Regions from separate parts of the Homo sapiens genome. Here region 2 is linked to region 1. A link is a loop called in an ENCODE intact Hi-C map of the cell type or tissue named here. Cell type or tissue: mucosa of descending colon. All regions are shown on one strand.

The links. Hi-C counts contacts between places; a loop is a spot of excess contacts. Peaks named below come from ENCODE experiments on the same cell type or tissue, not always from the same donor. Only the 100,000 strongest peaks of a DNase experiment are listed, where the experiment ranks them.
Region 2: it touches region 1 in a loop (2.8-fold over the local background); 3 of 110 quality-filtered maps call a loop at or near these places.

Annotation. Positions count from the first base shown.
Region 1 is chr1:116,330,730-116,338,729 of GRCh38, forward strand. It overlaps LOC105378920 (a long non-coding RNA gene), which reads right to left and starts at 5,589. Exons shown (of 5, transcript XR_001738197.2): 1 at 5,449-5,589; 2 at 1,119-1,217. In mucosa of descending colon, no CTCF peak of the experiment used is centred here; a DNase peak (open chromatin) is centred at 3,492.
Region 2 is chr1:116,174,346-116,182,345 of GRCh38, forward strand. No RefSeq gene overlaps it. Among named protein-coding and RNA genes, the nearest start is that of MAB21L3, 67 kb to the left of the region's middle. In mucosa of descending colon, no CTCF peak of the experiment used is centred here; a DNase peak (open chromatin) is centred at 4,726.

The sequences.
Region 1 (8,000 bases):
TGGCCTGTGAGCTCTGGAGAGGGTGGGAGGGAGTGGGATAGGAGTTCAAGCTGAATCCTGCCCCTCCAAGCTCATTGCTGGCCCCTGAAGTGACTTGGGTGAGCATGATCACCCATCTGCCAATCAAAGGCTGAACTTCAGGGCCCAGGCAAATGGTAAGAAACTCTTCTTTAACTTGTGCTATTTAAAAAATATAAATCTTCACAGAGGGGAGGATTCCTTTTATGAGGTCCTGTAGGTCCTGCTTATGGAAGTGAAAAAGGTGTTGCTCTCCTCAGGAGTAGATGCTGGTTAAATATTTCTTGGCTGAGTCAGGTGAGAATGCACTTCCATGGGGTTGGAAGAGTTGTTTAGTAGAAGCAATACAAGGAAACATCACCAACAGGTCATAGGGTGTTAGAAGGAAAAGTGCTTGCTGATGTAGTGTGAGAGAAGACCTAAGGATAGAATTCTGGAGAATAGCTTTTAAGAAAGAGCAATTTCCAATGAAGTTCAAGTCAAGGTTTTATTTGTTTGCCAAAGGACATTTTCCCCAAGAAAACCTAGAGAGGTGCAATGCAGAAAATTACAGCCTCTCAGGCTGCATCAGAAGGCGGTTCTAGTGACCTTCCCTGCTCAGCATCTCCTGCTCCTTCTGAGTCCTCCTCTGGGACATCTTGCAAGACCCTGGACACCTTTGAGCTCAGTTTGGAAACACAGAATTAATCAATATCACTAAGTGTCTACTCCCAGCTCCCATTTGCACCTACAATTAAGTGGCCGACTTCTCAGCAGAGCCTTGCACGCTTCAGCCGATTTGTCAGAGCACATCTACTGCTCCGTGGTGCCTTAGAAAGGCGTTGGTAGAAGGCTGCAAATCAGCCCTTTAGGAAATTGGCAGTTCCCATTCCAGGACAGGCCTACCATTGGGTCTCTGGGCATCTGCATTGTACAAGCCCTAAGCTAGTAAAAGCCTCACTGGGCTATGTCCTTGGACTTCCTCTAATATTCATTGTCAGCAAATATGAATAATGCCTAAATTTCAGAATTACCACTGGGCTAAATTAATCTTCTCTAGAACGAATGCATCTTTAATACTTCCATCAAAAACTACTTTGAGAAAAAGAGAGAAGGGTTACCTTATTTCCAGGCATCTTGTGTCAACAATCCACTTTAGGTTCCATACTTGCCACTCTTGAATAATTAAAAGTCAAGGTCGCACATGTCACTGAAGAAACCTGTAATGAACATTTAAGCATAAGTATTAGACTCTCTAAATTACCTCAGACTGTTCTTTAAAGGGTATTAAGAGAGACAGAGAGATCTTGGCCTAATTTTTATTTGGGAAAACAGCTTTTTGTGATTTCATAACTTTTGCTTACATAAAAAGATTTAAAAATTTAAGGTAAACTCTCACTGACTAGATGACACAGCCTTCTTCTAGATGAATATTGTAAGGTTTTGAGACAGCAGTGATGTCCTGATCCACATGGCAGATGGTGGAAGTAATTTCAGATATCCTCAAATCCTACACCCACATTCTACAAGTAAGCGAATTGAGGTCCAGGTGGGTAAAGAAATTTTCTTCATACACTAAAGCTAGCTAGCAGGCAGACAGAAACAAGAATCTTGTGTTTATGGCTCCAAATGCAGTGCTTTTCCTACTACATCATGTAACAAATGCAGAACAATTAGTAAACATCTCTCAGAGCTGCTGTTTTGCTTCCAGCGCAATTCAAATTGTGTTCATCAGACTCATTTATATGCCGCTAACAAGAATGCCTGCATCAGTTATGTCTTGCACACATTTGTTATAAAGAGAATGACCTTTAGACCTTCAAATGTGTCTTTCATTTGTTGGGGCTCTGTGGACAAGCTGGAAGGATTGGGATGTTTCTGAAAAGCCAAAGAGTGTGCAGATGGCTGGAACACAGGGCTTCTCCTGCCGGTAATGGGAAGGAGGAAGTATAGTGAGCCTCGTGATTCTCAAGCCTGGATCCATTAGAATCATTCAGAGAGGTATTTTTACAGTACAGTGCCAACCTACATAGCCAGAGTTTTTTATTTATTTGGCCTGGGGTGGGTCCAGAGCACTGGTGTTTTCCAAGCTTCCTTTGGTGATGTGCATAGGCAGATAGGGTTGAGAATCACCTTATCTCAAGGTTTAGGTATCAGAACTGGGTTTGATAAAAGCAAGGTTTTGGTATCAGAACTGGGTTTGATAAGAGCAAGGTTTTGGTATCAGAACTGGGCTTAAAATCCCCAACCCTGACACATACACCTATTCTCTCTGAGTTTCCTTCATGTGTTTTTAAAAAATTTTTTTATCCCATTGGGTTATTGTAGATTAGCATATGAAGTATATAGCAGTTTCTCAATAAGTTTAACTCTTCTTCCTACATTTAGGTGGCAATAGCAAAGAAGTAGCCTGAAGTCATCTAGTGAAGGAAGAATAAAAGGAAAGATAATTATGGTATTTGTGAAAAAGTGTTTAGTACAGGATCCATACAACTGAATCCTTCCTGGCTTCTGCTCTCTCCCTTCTTGCTGGAATAAATATTCATGTAAATCAATGGCTGGGCACCCATAATCCCCCAGGATGTGGTTCTATCTGTTCAATGTTTTGCATCATTTTGTTCGGTTGAGAAGTTTCTGTGTGCCTTCATTTGTATAAAGTTTTTCCTATGTGCATCAAGCCATCAGAAGAATCTCTTAGGGAATAGGGTGAAGGCTGGCAGAGACATCTCTGCTCTCTGTCAGACATACCTTGCGTTACTTCTACCTGCATGACATGATTCTCTGACAACCTAGCCCTCATAAAATGCCTCAGATGATTGCACAAATAAGTCAACACAGTCCTTCCCAGGGGCATCAGATACCATTTCCATTCTCATCTCTGTACAGAAAGCATATGGAAAATTCTGGTGCCACAGGGATCAGGGCATGGAGCTGGAGTAAGTAAATAGCAACAATTGATGCCTTTGGTGCCTACAGTCACCCCAGTGAAAAAAGCAAAACCAGATTTGCTTTTTCTTTATTCCTCTTGTATTTTCTTTAGCCCATGCATCGGAGTTGAACTCAGAATTCCCAACCCTGGCCCTGATCTCGGGCATCAGTCTGTGTCCAGTGGTGACACAGGGATCCCTCCCAGTCAAGGGGGTCTCCAGTCCACTGTAGGGCATGTGTGGCCCTCTGCTCTTGTGCTTTCCTTTGTGTAGAGCTCCTGCCCAGGCCCTGAGTGAGCTCCCGCTCCCTGGTATCTGGCTCTTTTCCATGACCCACACTCTTCAATGACTACATTTCTCACACTGGAGGACTAGATTTCCCAATGTTCGGGCTGCAAGAATCTACCTTGCGCAGGAAGCTTTGTCCCCTACATGTCACAGTTCAGCTCCAGTAGGAGGTACCAACAGAAGCAAGGTGTATGGAGGCAGTGGTGTACTTTGGTGCAGCCCACAGCTTCATTACACAGTTGCCTAGGGAACTTCCAGGCCACCATCCAGCTGCCTCCAGCTGCCTCCTGCTGCTGTTTCTGTTGGACAACTCCCTCCATTGCTGCCTAGAGCATTTAAATGGCAAGATGACTCAAGATACCCTGCCCCAGGGGTTCCTGGCTTCTCTTCCTTCCTCTCCCAGCACCTCCCAGCCCTTTTCCCTGCAGTCATCACACACAGGCACCATTCAAGTGTGCAACTATTTTTACTAAAGTGTGAAGGATTCTCAGGGCACAAACTATACTTAGCAGAGGTTAAAGTTCACATTATGCAATAAGGCATAAGTTTAAATCATTAAACAGCCTGTCCTATGCTCTTTCTGTCCTCACTCCTCTACAAATGGACTTTTTCAGTCCTAACGCTTCTCTTTTTAATTCAGCCTATGTATAACTCAAGGCCTTTGTTCTCTGCAAGGAAGAGAGACCATTTCTTTTTAGGCTTCAAATCACTCCCTCAGTCTCAGATAGAGATTTTCTTATGACCATCAGAACCTCTGATTTAGAAGGAAGCTATGAAGAAATGTTAAAAGGAATCTTCCCAATGTTGAAAAATCTAGCCTAGAAATTTTAAAAAATGTATCCACCAAGGGGCTTGAACTGACGCTAGTTGACAACTGCAGTTGGCTTTTCAGGCCCAGGTAGTGAGAAGGAATTATGTTTGAGGGTGTTAATTTCAGCATAAGAATGAAGAGGAGGGCTCAAACTAGCTCATCTGCTAGAGGAAAGACCGGGGTCCACACTGCGTGTGTGCCAGGATGTTTCACCACATGGTCCCTCTGGTACTGAAAGCCCTGTTACTAACAGTCGTAGCTGCCTGCTCTGGACAGGAAGTGCCTCAGTGATGAGAGTCCCCTTGCTCAAGGTCACAGCCCCTTCCTGGGGCAGCCTGCATCCAATGACTGGGCAGAGTTTGTTATAAAGGCTCAGCCCTCTTCCCCTGAGCTCAGGAAAACTCTAAGGCGGCATCCCTCCTTCAGAGACTGCATCACAGTTCCACGGCTTCCTCTGCCTCTTTCACAGAGAAGAACTCTACCTAATACGTCCCCACGTGCTAATCTCCATCTCAGAGTAAGCTTCCCAGGGAACCAACCTGAGACAATGATCAGAAGAGCTTAGTAACATTTCTTAAACAACGTAACATTCCCAGGTTTGTTTTTTGTATTCTCTTTTAAACCACTGCCACTATCAGTAAAGCTCTTAAAATACAAATGATAAATGCTCTTGTATAGCCTCTGTCCTAGCTCCTGAATGTGCTGACAGCAGGCTTAGCAGCATCAATATCACGGGTGAGTGTATCTGAAATGCAGACCTTCAGTTCCCAACCCAGACTAACTAAATCAGAGTGCATTTTAATAAAATCCTCAGATGATTCCATATGCATATTAATGTTTGATAAGCACTGGCCTACATGACAATTGGGTAAGAAATAATTAAGCAGGAATGTTTACTGGTAGCACAGAAGCATCCTGGCCTCCTTTTTCTCTGCCCAATGAGGGTTATCTGTTTTTCTTAATAAAAGGAGTTTAAAAACCCATTATTTTTGGCATAGACCAATCATAAACAAAAGGGCAGAAAACAGAGGCAGATGGTCAGACAACACACTGCTCAGGTTAGGAAACCAAGCAGCAATATTAAGCAAACAGGGAAAAACATTAAGGGAAAAATATGTAAAATAAGGATCAGCACTTCTGAGAGTATAAAGGAAAAGATGAAAAGCTGTCCTTGCAATACAATAGATGGACTTTGAACATGAGCAGTGACTTACAGCGTTCCCAAAAAACAATAAGGAACCTCCTCGTATAAGAACGCTTTCTCAAAGTTCAGGCACACACGGAGACGTGAACAAGAGGACAAGCTCACACCTGAGCAAACTCCATTCTCTTAGCCACACCATCAAAAGATTTCCACCACTCTTCAGTGAGGAGGAACTAGTTTATATTAGAAAGGCAACAGTTTGTTGTAGGTAACATGCTTACATGTTAAAGTGTAACGAATCCTTCCATGCTTCTAATTCGTAGGGAGGATTCTGTCATTCCCAGAAGATCCACTTGTTGTTCATAAAATGCTGCATTACGCTGTCTGGATTTCTTTATAGACGGATAGCTAGACAGAGTTTGACCTCTATGTGGCTTTTCCAATAAAAGTCCTAGAACACAAGGTAGGCAGGAACAGGTAAGTGGCACTGATAAAGAGTGCTGCTCTGTCACGATTGATTTATGTTGGGCTGTGGCCTGTTTAAGTTCATTTAAGGGCAGCAAGAAAAGAGGGAGCTGTGGTGAGGCCATGACACAGCCTGCCCTGATAGAACAGAACCCCTAAGGGAAAATGTGTTAGCAGCCACTAAGAGGAGAGGCAGGGGCAAGCACATTCCACCCTCATTGCAACAATAAAATCTGAACAGAACACATGGCGTGCCTATCTGAGGACTCTGAAAAGTAAATGGTAGCAGATGGATTAAGAAAGAAGACCAGAACTCAAACTGTCAGTGAATCAACAGTGAGTGTTCCCTTTCTGCTCCGTAGCCCCTAGCCTGGGTTTGCGGTAGCCCAAAATTCAGAAGTGAGCACCAGGTGTGGATAGAAAGGGTGCCATCTTGTTCTGGCTCAAGGTGCAGGTAATGCTGAGTGAGTGTGGGGGAAATCCCATCTTTCCGTCTTTTCTTTCTCTTCTTCATTCTTTCACACTCCACCCCAGGCAATCCTGTGGCACCCACAGCAGTGGCAGTGACAGCAGCAGTGGTGGGGTCCCACAGAGAACCGTTCCACTCTGATTGGAGGAGCTCTGGTGTCAAGGGGATGGGGAACCCCCATTCCTTTCTTTTCCCTCTCTCTTTGTTCTCGTACTACTTGGCCCAAATGTGGCCACGTTCATAGGAAGCATGCAGCCCAGCAGGGTAAACAGAGCACTGGCTTCCTGGCCAGAGGATATTAAAGAGGAGCCACAGAGAACTGAAAGGTACTAGCGAGAACCCAAAAAGGGAATAACTCAGGAAAGTGGCCACATACAGTTGTTTATAAACTCCTGGGCTCAATCCTGTACTGGGTATGTGTCGATCTGATCCTAAACAGCACACCAAAGGCTATGAGGAATGACTTTGGCAAAAACAGGAGAAAGATCTGAGTAGCTACAAAGGCTTGAACAACAGAATTGACATTGAACTACAACCCACAGAAGGCTGGCAAAATGTTCCACCTGAATCCACCTAGGTTGAATTGCTTGTTAAAACATTAATATCAATAGTCACAAAGTACATAAACAAAACCAATAGTCTCATAACATAACAGCCAGGATACAATGCAAAGTTACTCGGCACGTTAGTTTTCTATTGCTGAAACAAATGACCACAAACTTAGTGGTCGTTTACGTTTTAAGCCAGTTAGTGGCTTCAAACAACACAGCGTTTTAAATGTTAAAGTTCTGCTGGTCGAAAGTCCAAAATCAGTCTCACTGGACTAAGTTCAGGTGTCAGCAGGGCAGGTTCCCTCTGGAGGCACTCAGGGAGAATCTGTCCCTTCCCTTTTCTGCTTCTAGGGGCTGCCCACATTCCTTGGCTTATGGACCCCTTTCTTCGTCTTCAAAGTCAGCAATGTAACATCTCTCTGATCTTTCTTCTGCTGTCACAACCCTTTCTAAACACAGCCAGGAAATGTTTTCTGCGTTTAAGGATGCTTGTGATTATATTTGGCCTACCTGGATAATCCAGTATACTCTCCTCTCCTCAAGGTCGGTAGACAAGCAACCATAATTGCATTTGCAACCTTAATGCGTTGCAACCTGAAATCCTTTATGTCATGTAACATAGCATATTCACAGGTTTGAGGAAGTAAGACATGGACATCTTTGATGAGACTTTATTCTGCCTACAGCCCTCAAAATAAAATGAACCATCAAATCTCAACCCACATGAAAAAAGACAACCAACAGATGCCAATGCTGAGGTGATGCAGATGTGGGAATTTTCTGACAGACTTTAAAGGGGCTATTATAAAAAAAATCTAAGAAGTAAGGAAGAGGACTCTTGAGATTAATGGAAAGATAGAAAGTCTCAGTAGAGAAGCAGAAGGTATAAAGAAGATCCAAATGTACATTTTAGAACTAAAAACATAAAACCTAAAATTTTTAAACTTACTAGATTAACCAGTAGAAATTATCCAATATAAACAACAAAGAAAAATAGAATTGGGGGAAAAAAAATGAACAAATCCTCAGGGACCAGTGAGTGAATCAATATCAAAATCTCGAACAGTTGTGTCATTAGGGTCCCAGAGCAGAGGAAAAATACTGGAAAAATCATGGCTAAAAACTTCCCAAATCTGGCAAAAGACATAAACCTATGGATTCAAGAAGCTCAGTGAGCTACAAACAGGATAAACCCAAAAAATTATGCCCAGTCATGCTGTAATCCAAATGCTAGAAACTAGGATGAACAAAACTTTGGAAAGTAGCCAGAAAGTTGACATACTACTTATAGGAGAATAATTCAAATATCTGTAGATTGCTCATCAGAAATCAAAAATACGCAAATATA
Region 2 (8,000 bases), 160 kb before region 1:
TCAATGCCAATAAGAGTGAAGTCTCCTGATATAATAATCAATTTTCTTGTCAAGGTACAGGTGGTTATACTGTGACTAGAAACAACCATCAAAATTATCCTACTCTGGCTGACCAAGTCGTTGTTTAATTGAGGGTGCTATCTTGTGGCAGGAAGCAGAGAGTGAACTATGCCAGTTAAGTGGTGTGTGTGTGTGTGTGTGTGTGTGTGTGTGTGTGTGTGTGTTTTGTGGGTGAATACCTGTGTGACCAGCTTTGAGAAAAACAGTGTTCAAAAGTTAATAGTTGGGAACTTAATCAGGGAGGGATTATGTGTATTTCAAAAAGAATTTGCCACAGTTTTCTTTAAATACCAAGGACCCAGGACTTAGAGAATCTGAGAGGAGATGGAGATGCTTTGAGGGAAGCTTGCTAGCCAGGGGTCTCAGAAAGACAGCACCTACAGGGAGATAACGTAGTCCAGAGTCTGTTTCTTGGCTTTGTAGATCCAGAAGCTCAGTCTGGAAATAACAGAGTTGATGGGGCTCTGTGGGGACTGACTATCACTAATCCAACTTGTAAGGGCCCAAGGTGCAATAACCTAGTTGCCTATCTGTTGGTTTACTGTGGAAACTCTCTTTCCATTAATTATTTAGCAAATTTTATTAAATGCCTGCTATGGGCTCAGATTCCCTGCTTCATACATTCCCTGTATGTACATGCTACATACATTCTAGAGGGGAAGAGATAAGATAAGTAAATAAGTATTTGATATATCAGATAATAATATGGGCTGCCAGAAAATCAAGGTAGAATGAGGGGAAGAGAAAGGGTTGAGGTGGAAGTGAGGGTAGGGGGTTGTTCCTACTTCATCTAGGAATGTCAGGTAAGATCTTTCTGATAAGGAGACATCTGAGCAGAAACCTGAAGGAGCTAGATGCAAAGATATGTGCAGGAGGGGTACTCCCAGCAGAGTGCCAGTAAGTGGAGAGGCAAGTATTTGCTTGATATGTTCAGGGAACTGCAAGGAGGTCAGCGTGGCTACAGAGAAGTGAGAGAGAGGCAGAGGGGATAAAGTCAGAATGGTAGTCCCGCAAATCCCTTTCAGGCCTTTGTAAGGATTTTGGCTTTGCTCTGAGTGAGATTTTGAGCTGCCAAGTCCATTTTAATGGACTCGCTCTGGCTGGCTGTGTTGAAAATCGGTAATGGGGGTCAAGGGAAGAAGCAGGGAGACCAGGTAAGATGCTTTTGTAACAATGGAGGCAGGAAATGAAGTTGGTTTGGACCAGAGGCAGCGGTGGAAGAAGCTGTGAGAAGGGGTCAGATTCTGGATACATTTTGAAAGTAGACCTAACAGGTTTTGCTGATGTTTTTGGTGTGGTATGTGAGAAAGAAGAGTACAGTCAATGATGACTCTAAGCTTTTTGGCCTGAGGAAGTAGAATGGAGTCTCTACTTGCTGAGAGTAGGAAGAGGAACTTGGCATGTGTGTGTGCTGTGTGGCTAGGAAAGAATCAAGAGATCAGTTTCGAAGATGTCAAGGCTGGCATGCCCATTATATACCTGAAGATGGCAGTTAGTACTATAGGATACATATGTCTGAAATTCAGTGGAGAGGTCTAGGCTGGAGATATCAATTTTGGAGTCACAGCATGCAGGCGGCATTTAAAGTCTGACACTGGATGAAACTACCTCAAGAGAGAATATTTAAATAGGTGTCAATGACATGAAGAAAACTCATTGAAGAAGATTGAGATGGAGCAGCCATGGAGGAGGGAGGAGAACCTAGAGGCCAACAGAGAAGTGACAAGCTGGGTCAGATGCTGCTAACGGTAGAGTAAGATGAGAACTGAGACTTAACTACTGGATTTAGAAACCAGGAGGTTATCACTAAAGAAAAGGGAATAAAAGTGTGACTGGACTAGACTCCAGAGACAATGAAAGGAAAGGAGATGAAGAGAGTGCGTATATACAGATCTCAAGTATTTTGCTCTAAAACAGAATTGAGGTCAGGGTTAACAAGGGTTTGGGGTCAAGGGAGGTTTTGGGGTTTTCATTTGTTTTGTTTCAGGATGGAAAATATCAGAGCATGTTTGCTGATGGAAATGGCTTGTGGAGCGGAAGAGTTTTTGGAGTCATGTCCTTGGATAGGTGAGAGGAGATAAGGTCCAAAGACAGATGGAAGAACTGGCCTTGAACAGGAGCATGGCAGTTCATTCATAGTAGCAGAAAGGACAGCGTGGTGGCTCACATCTGTAATCCCAGCTCTCTGGGAGACCTAGGCAGGCAGATAACTTCAGCTCAGGAGCTCAAGACCAGCCTGGGCAACATGGTGCAACCTTGTCTCCACACAAACAAAAAAATTAGCTGGACATGGTGGTGAGCCTGTAGTCTCAGCTACTCGAGAGGTAGAGGTGGGAGGAGTGCTTGAGCCTGGGAGGTCAAGGCTGCGGTGAGCTGTGATCATGCCACTGCACTCCAGCCTGGGCGACAGGGTGAGACTGTCTCAAAAAAAAAAAAAAAAAAAAAAAGTAGCAGAAAGGAAGTCAGTGTACAAGTACTTGGTAGATCTGATGGTGGGATCATGTTTTCTTCTGATTGTTTTTCTTTGTTCTCAATGAAATTAGCAACAAAATTATCAGTTGAGATTGAGAAATGTGTGAAGGGAGGTGTCAGAAGTTTGAGGAAAAAGCTTATGCAAATGGCTGTTGTCTTGGACAGTAGGGATAGTCAATGATCTGGAGCAGTGGCTCCCAAAGTGTGATCCCAGAACCTATAGCATCAGCATGAGCATCACCTGAGAACTTGTCAGAAATGCAGATTCTCAGGCCCCACTCTGGACCTACTGAATCAGAAGGTCTGTGGCCAAGCCCAGCAATCTGGGCTTTTACAAGTTCTCCAGGTGACTCTGATGCACACTTAAGTTTAAGACTCACTAGTCTAGGAAAATATGGTATGATTGCAAGGCAGCATTAAGAGAGTTCTTGAGGTTGGTAGTCATGAATTTATAGTGTAACCAGTCAACGTACTTTATCCAAGCCAATGCTGATCATTCATCCCTGCTTCCAGCAATTAGATTAAGACTGGACATATGACCCTATTCCAGCTAACATGGCAGGAGAAAAAGTCTGCAGGCAAGGGCTTCCAGTGAGGATTTCTTTAATCTTAAAAATGAACCCAAAGAAGACATGGTCCCTTTTTGCTACTGAGTTTTGTGGTATGAGGATGTGGTACCTGGAACCGTGGCCACCGAGGAAGTAAGCCTGCGGACAGAACTGAGTGGTGAGGAAGGCAGAGTGGGAAGATGAAAAGAACAGGGATCTCTGGGGACATTGTGGAGCCACTGGACTTACTAACTCAGAGCTTACTAGCCTCTGGAAGTTGTGCAAAGTAGCATGTTCACACAGTCTCACCACCTTTAGCTGTAAAATAGTGGTGATAATAGCCACCTCTCACGACTGTTACAAAGACTAGGGGAAAATCATGTATTTGAAAATAGCTTATAACATTGTGAAGCATGATACAAATGTAAATTGCAAATGTAATTTCCAATAGGGCATTGGTATTTTCATTCAAATTATACACATTTTGTTTATATACAACATTCCAGAAAGTGAGGTATCTTGGTGGTGGAGGTGATAATGCATGTGGAGCTTCCTTAGGGCTTAGGGCTCTCTAGGACCATGTGGCCTGTCCTGTGTTAATCCAACAGGACACCAGCCCAGCCTGGGACTTCACAGACCGAGGCGCTGATGTAGTAAACACAGACAAGTGTCACTCACTGGCTCAGCATGCTGGGGGCCATCTTCAGCCCAGCTGGGCAAAAATAGAACCTGAAAACAGGTGAGAAGAGTAAATTACACAACCTGTAGCACTGCCACCCCTCTACGCATTGACATCTTTTACTTATTTCTAAGTTTCACAGTCCCTTTCAACTCTCTCCCTAAGATCACAAAGTTCATTCTGCCGGCATGCCCCTTCCATAGCAGGCAATGCTACCTTTGCCGCAGCAATCCTCCCTCCTCAGCCAGGTGTGGATGCACCCCTCACCCTCCATATTGAGGCCCCAGATGCCCTGCTCAGAGTTTGTTTCCCCAGCAGGTCCCTCCATGTGACCTACCTCTCTCCTTGCCAATTAGTGCTTTTGGAGACTTTTCCTGGACCATCTCATGTTCCTGCCCATTCAGCAGCAAAAGGAGTTCATCTTATTCCCTTAGTTATGGATAAGGCTCACATTCAAAACCCCAGTTAGCCCCATCCATTATCTTTGAACCCAGCTCATAGATTCCATTATGCAAGTATTGTATATGCATTCGGCTTTGAGGAAAGTGGTGCCCTTTGATCTGTATAACCTTTAGGTTTAGCCTGGTCGAGTCACCCTTGGTAGAAGGATCCTTGGTAGAAGGTAGGTCTGCAACAAACAGGTCCACATTTAGGTATTGGCATGTTGAATGGTATTTTGTCATTTCACTGCTTTACTGATAACGCTTCATGCTTGGTGCTGAACGTCTTTGGCTCTGCCTTGACTCCTGTGAGAAGTCTCCCCAAAGGAGGCATCAGAAGACTTGGTGAGTCTACTCAGGGCAGGAGACATTATAAATCCATGTGAGGCCAGGAGAGACCAGATTGCATGCTGAACAGGCAATAAAAAGGTAACAGTGAAGCAATAAAACAATCCTCCAAGGGAACAGGGCACATGGCCATACACAGCAGACAGGTGACCCACGGACTGTTGGAGAGCTGCCTGAGGGACTTCAGCCTACCATGAGTGTGCCTCCCTACACCTGTTTGCAAAGCACCAGTCAGAACAGGTTGGCACAGGATGTCACCTGGATATGAGAGCCACCCTATATTCTGGGCACCTGCAGGGACCACTGGCTATGCTTCAAGGGACCAGCTTGCTCTTTTACAGAATTGAATTGTGCCCTCAGTGGAATCATGATTGCCTAGGATCCCTTGCAGGTTACCTCAAACTGGGATCTCTACACAAACTTGGTGAAGGGTATCCAAGAGTGGGCCTGGCATCTCTAGAAACATCCTGGATTAGGTGTTTGCACTCTGTGCTCTCTTTTTGTTTGAGATAAGATCTCACTCTCTTGCTCAGGTTGGAGTGCAGTGGTGCAATCATAGCTCACTGCAGTCTTGAATTCCTGGACTCAAGTGAGCCTCCTGTCTTGGCCTCCCAAAGTTCTGGGATTACCTGCATGAGTCACTGCACCCGGCCTCTGTGCTCCCCTACTAGACCCTGAGCCAGATGAGGACAAAGTCCACACTTTATTCATCAGTATTCCCAGTCACCAGGGGTGACCCAGAGCCTGACACGAGCCTATTCTCAGTGAAAGTTTGTTGAATGGAAGGCCTAGACCAGGAGTGGACAGGCTTTTTCTGTAAACAGCTCAAGAGTAAATACTTCAGACTTTCTGGGCCAGATGGTTTCTGTCACAGTCCTATTTTAACTGTAAAAGCAGCCACTGATAACATGTAAACAGAGGAGTGGGGCTATGTTCTGATAAAACTTTTAAAATAGACATTGACATTTGAATTTCATATAATTATACATGTCATGAAAGAGGCTTCTTTTGATTTTTTAACCATTTAAAAAAGTGAAAACCATTCTTTGCTTGAGAGCTATGCAAAAACAAGCAGATTTTGCCCATGGGGTGTAGCTTATTAACCCCGGGTCCAAAGCATCAAAAAGGTGCACTTTCTGTTTCCCATGGGTGATCAACATAAGTCTTCCATGCGCACTTTTTGATTACTTAATAGCCACTGGGGTGTGCAGTGGCCCTGAGTGCGTACACACACAAACACACACTTATCCAACACATGGCCATTGTTCTGGACACCAGGGTGTGAGATGTGCAGACTCCAGGTTGCCATGGTAATTGGGAATATGACTGCTTCTAGGTAAGAGAGCAGAAACTGTAGATTGTCAGCAATTTGAGGCTGATGTATCTTTCTACCTCCTCCCCCAACCATCACTCCAGTGCATATTAGACAAGGGTGGGAAACCATAAATTAGTAAAGCTGGCAGAGAGATGTGTAGCAAGGAGAGATAAGTGACAAGAAAAGGATTTCTAATGTTGGCAATGCTCCCTCTGAACTTTTACATTTTTTAGTGTATTTTAATTTGTCCGGCTCTTTCATACACTTTACCTCATATATTCTTCACAATCCTATAAGGTATAATTCACCTCTGAGGAAACTATAGTTGAGAGAGTTTGGGCATTGGCTTACTTAAGGCATGGTCTTTAAGTAGCAGAGCCAAGACTGAGATCCAGGTATTTTTAACCAAAGTGTCTGTCCATGTATTCAGTAAACAAGTTTTGAATGTACTGAATATCATGCACTGTGAAATAATATGAATAAAATGTGGTTTATGTCCTCTGGGTATCACCATCTAGTGCCATGGTTCCCATGCCTGTCTTATTGTTGGTTCCCTGCCAGAGATCTCTTTAATGCAGATTCTCAGGCCCAGGTGTGATGGATTGCATCGGATCTCTGGTGGGGGCAAACACTTTACGGGGCAAGGGCCATAGGCCAAGCTCCCTTCCTCACCTCTACCTGCTCTAACCCGGTTGGTCAACTGGGGAAAGGCCGACTCCAGACCCCAGAAGAAGCTCCTGAAGTCTTGTCCTGCAGGGGGGCAATTCTAGAATAGGATTTACAGTTTGGGCCTGTTAGGGAACCCCAGGTAGTCTCTAGATCCACTTTTGAACATCTGAATCTCTTGTTCCAGAAGCAGAATTCCTGCTGCAAATTTCTCACTCTGAGTTTGAATTTGGTATGGTGGAATAGGAAAATGAGAAAAGTTCGAGATTCCAAGGAAGAAGCTTCAGGTTTATGTAATAGTGAGCACATTACCTAACCTCTTTGAACTTTCATGTCGTCGTCTGAGGCAGACAATAATAGCCATGTTTCCCCCACCCCGCATTCCAAAAGAAGATTCATAGGAACCTGTGCAGCTGCCATCACACCAGGGAGTCCTGCCGCCCTCCCCATGCAGGTCTGCTTTGGTGTTGGGCAGTCATGGAGTGGCCTGCAGTGTGCTAGGTCAGGTAGACCAAGTTGTTGCCTGTGGATACTGGATTACCTTCTCAGAAAAACCAGCCTGTCCCAAAGCAAGTGCCCCGACATCTTGTAAGATGAAGACGAGCTTGCATTCTCTTCTGCAGTCAGTGTTGAAAGTGAACTCACTCTGCAGAGGAACACAACACGAAATTCACATTCAATCATTTAAACTCTCCTAGAGCTCAGTTTCCCAATGTATTTTGTTGACAAGTGATATTTGGGGGACAGTTTTAAGCTTGCAATCTGTCCTTATTTATGATTTCTTTGCTGTCCTCCCTTCAGAGTTTTGGTTTGGGTGACCCTCAGGTAAGTTCCCTGGAGTGTAATCTAAAGTCATCACCTCTTCTCCTCACCCAGGAGGGCAGAACCCCGCCCATCTCCTGTGGGCTCCCTCCATCCTCCTGAGCTCCGCGCACTCCCCTGCCAGACCACACCAATCTCAGGAGGTCACTTGGCTTTTTCTTTCTGGATAGGGGCTCGTCTCATTTCCATGGTTTCTTAACAGTTAGAAGTGCTTTCTATTTAATACTTAGATTTTAATTCCTTCAAATAGGCTTTGGAATTATTTATTTTGCTACTGATGAATCTTTCTTCTGGTCTAAAAGTATGAAACCCCTCCCTGTTTTGGGATTTACAGTCTGCCTGCTTTAGGTTCACAAACCTTTTCCATTAAAGGTTTTTCTCCTCTGCCAATATTTATTGCTGGAGTCACTGTTTGTCCAGAAGCTACTGTCTGCTGCATCTTCTGGGAAATGAAATTTATGTCTCCTGGCACTGATGGGGGTGACATCACCAAGTGGCATAAGCCCTGGGCCAAGCCTCCCAGTGGATGGCAAGCATGGGAGTGGGAGGGAATGGAGTGGGTTACATAAACAGACACCATCTACCTCTTCCTTTCCTGCCCCTCCCTGCACCATCCCACCCACCACTCATACTGATAGTATCATTATATG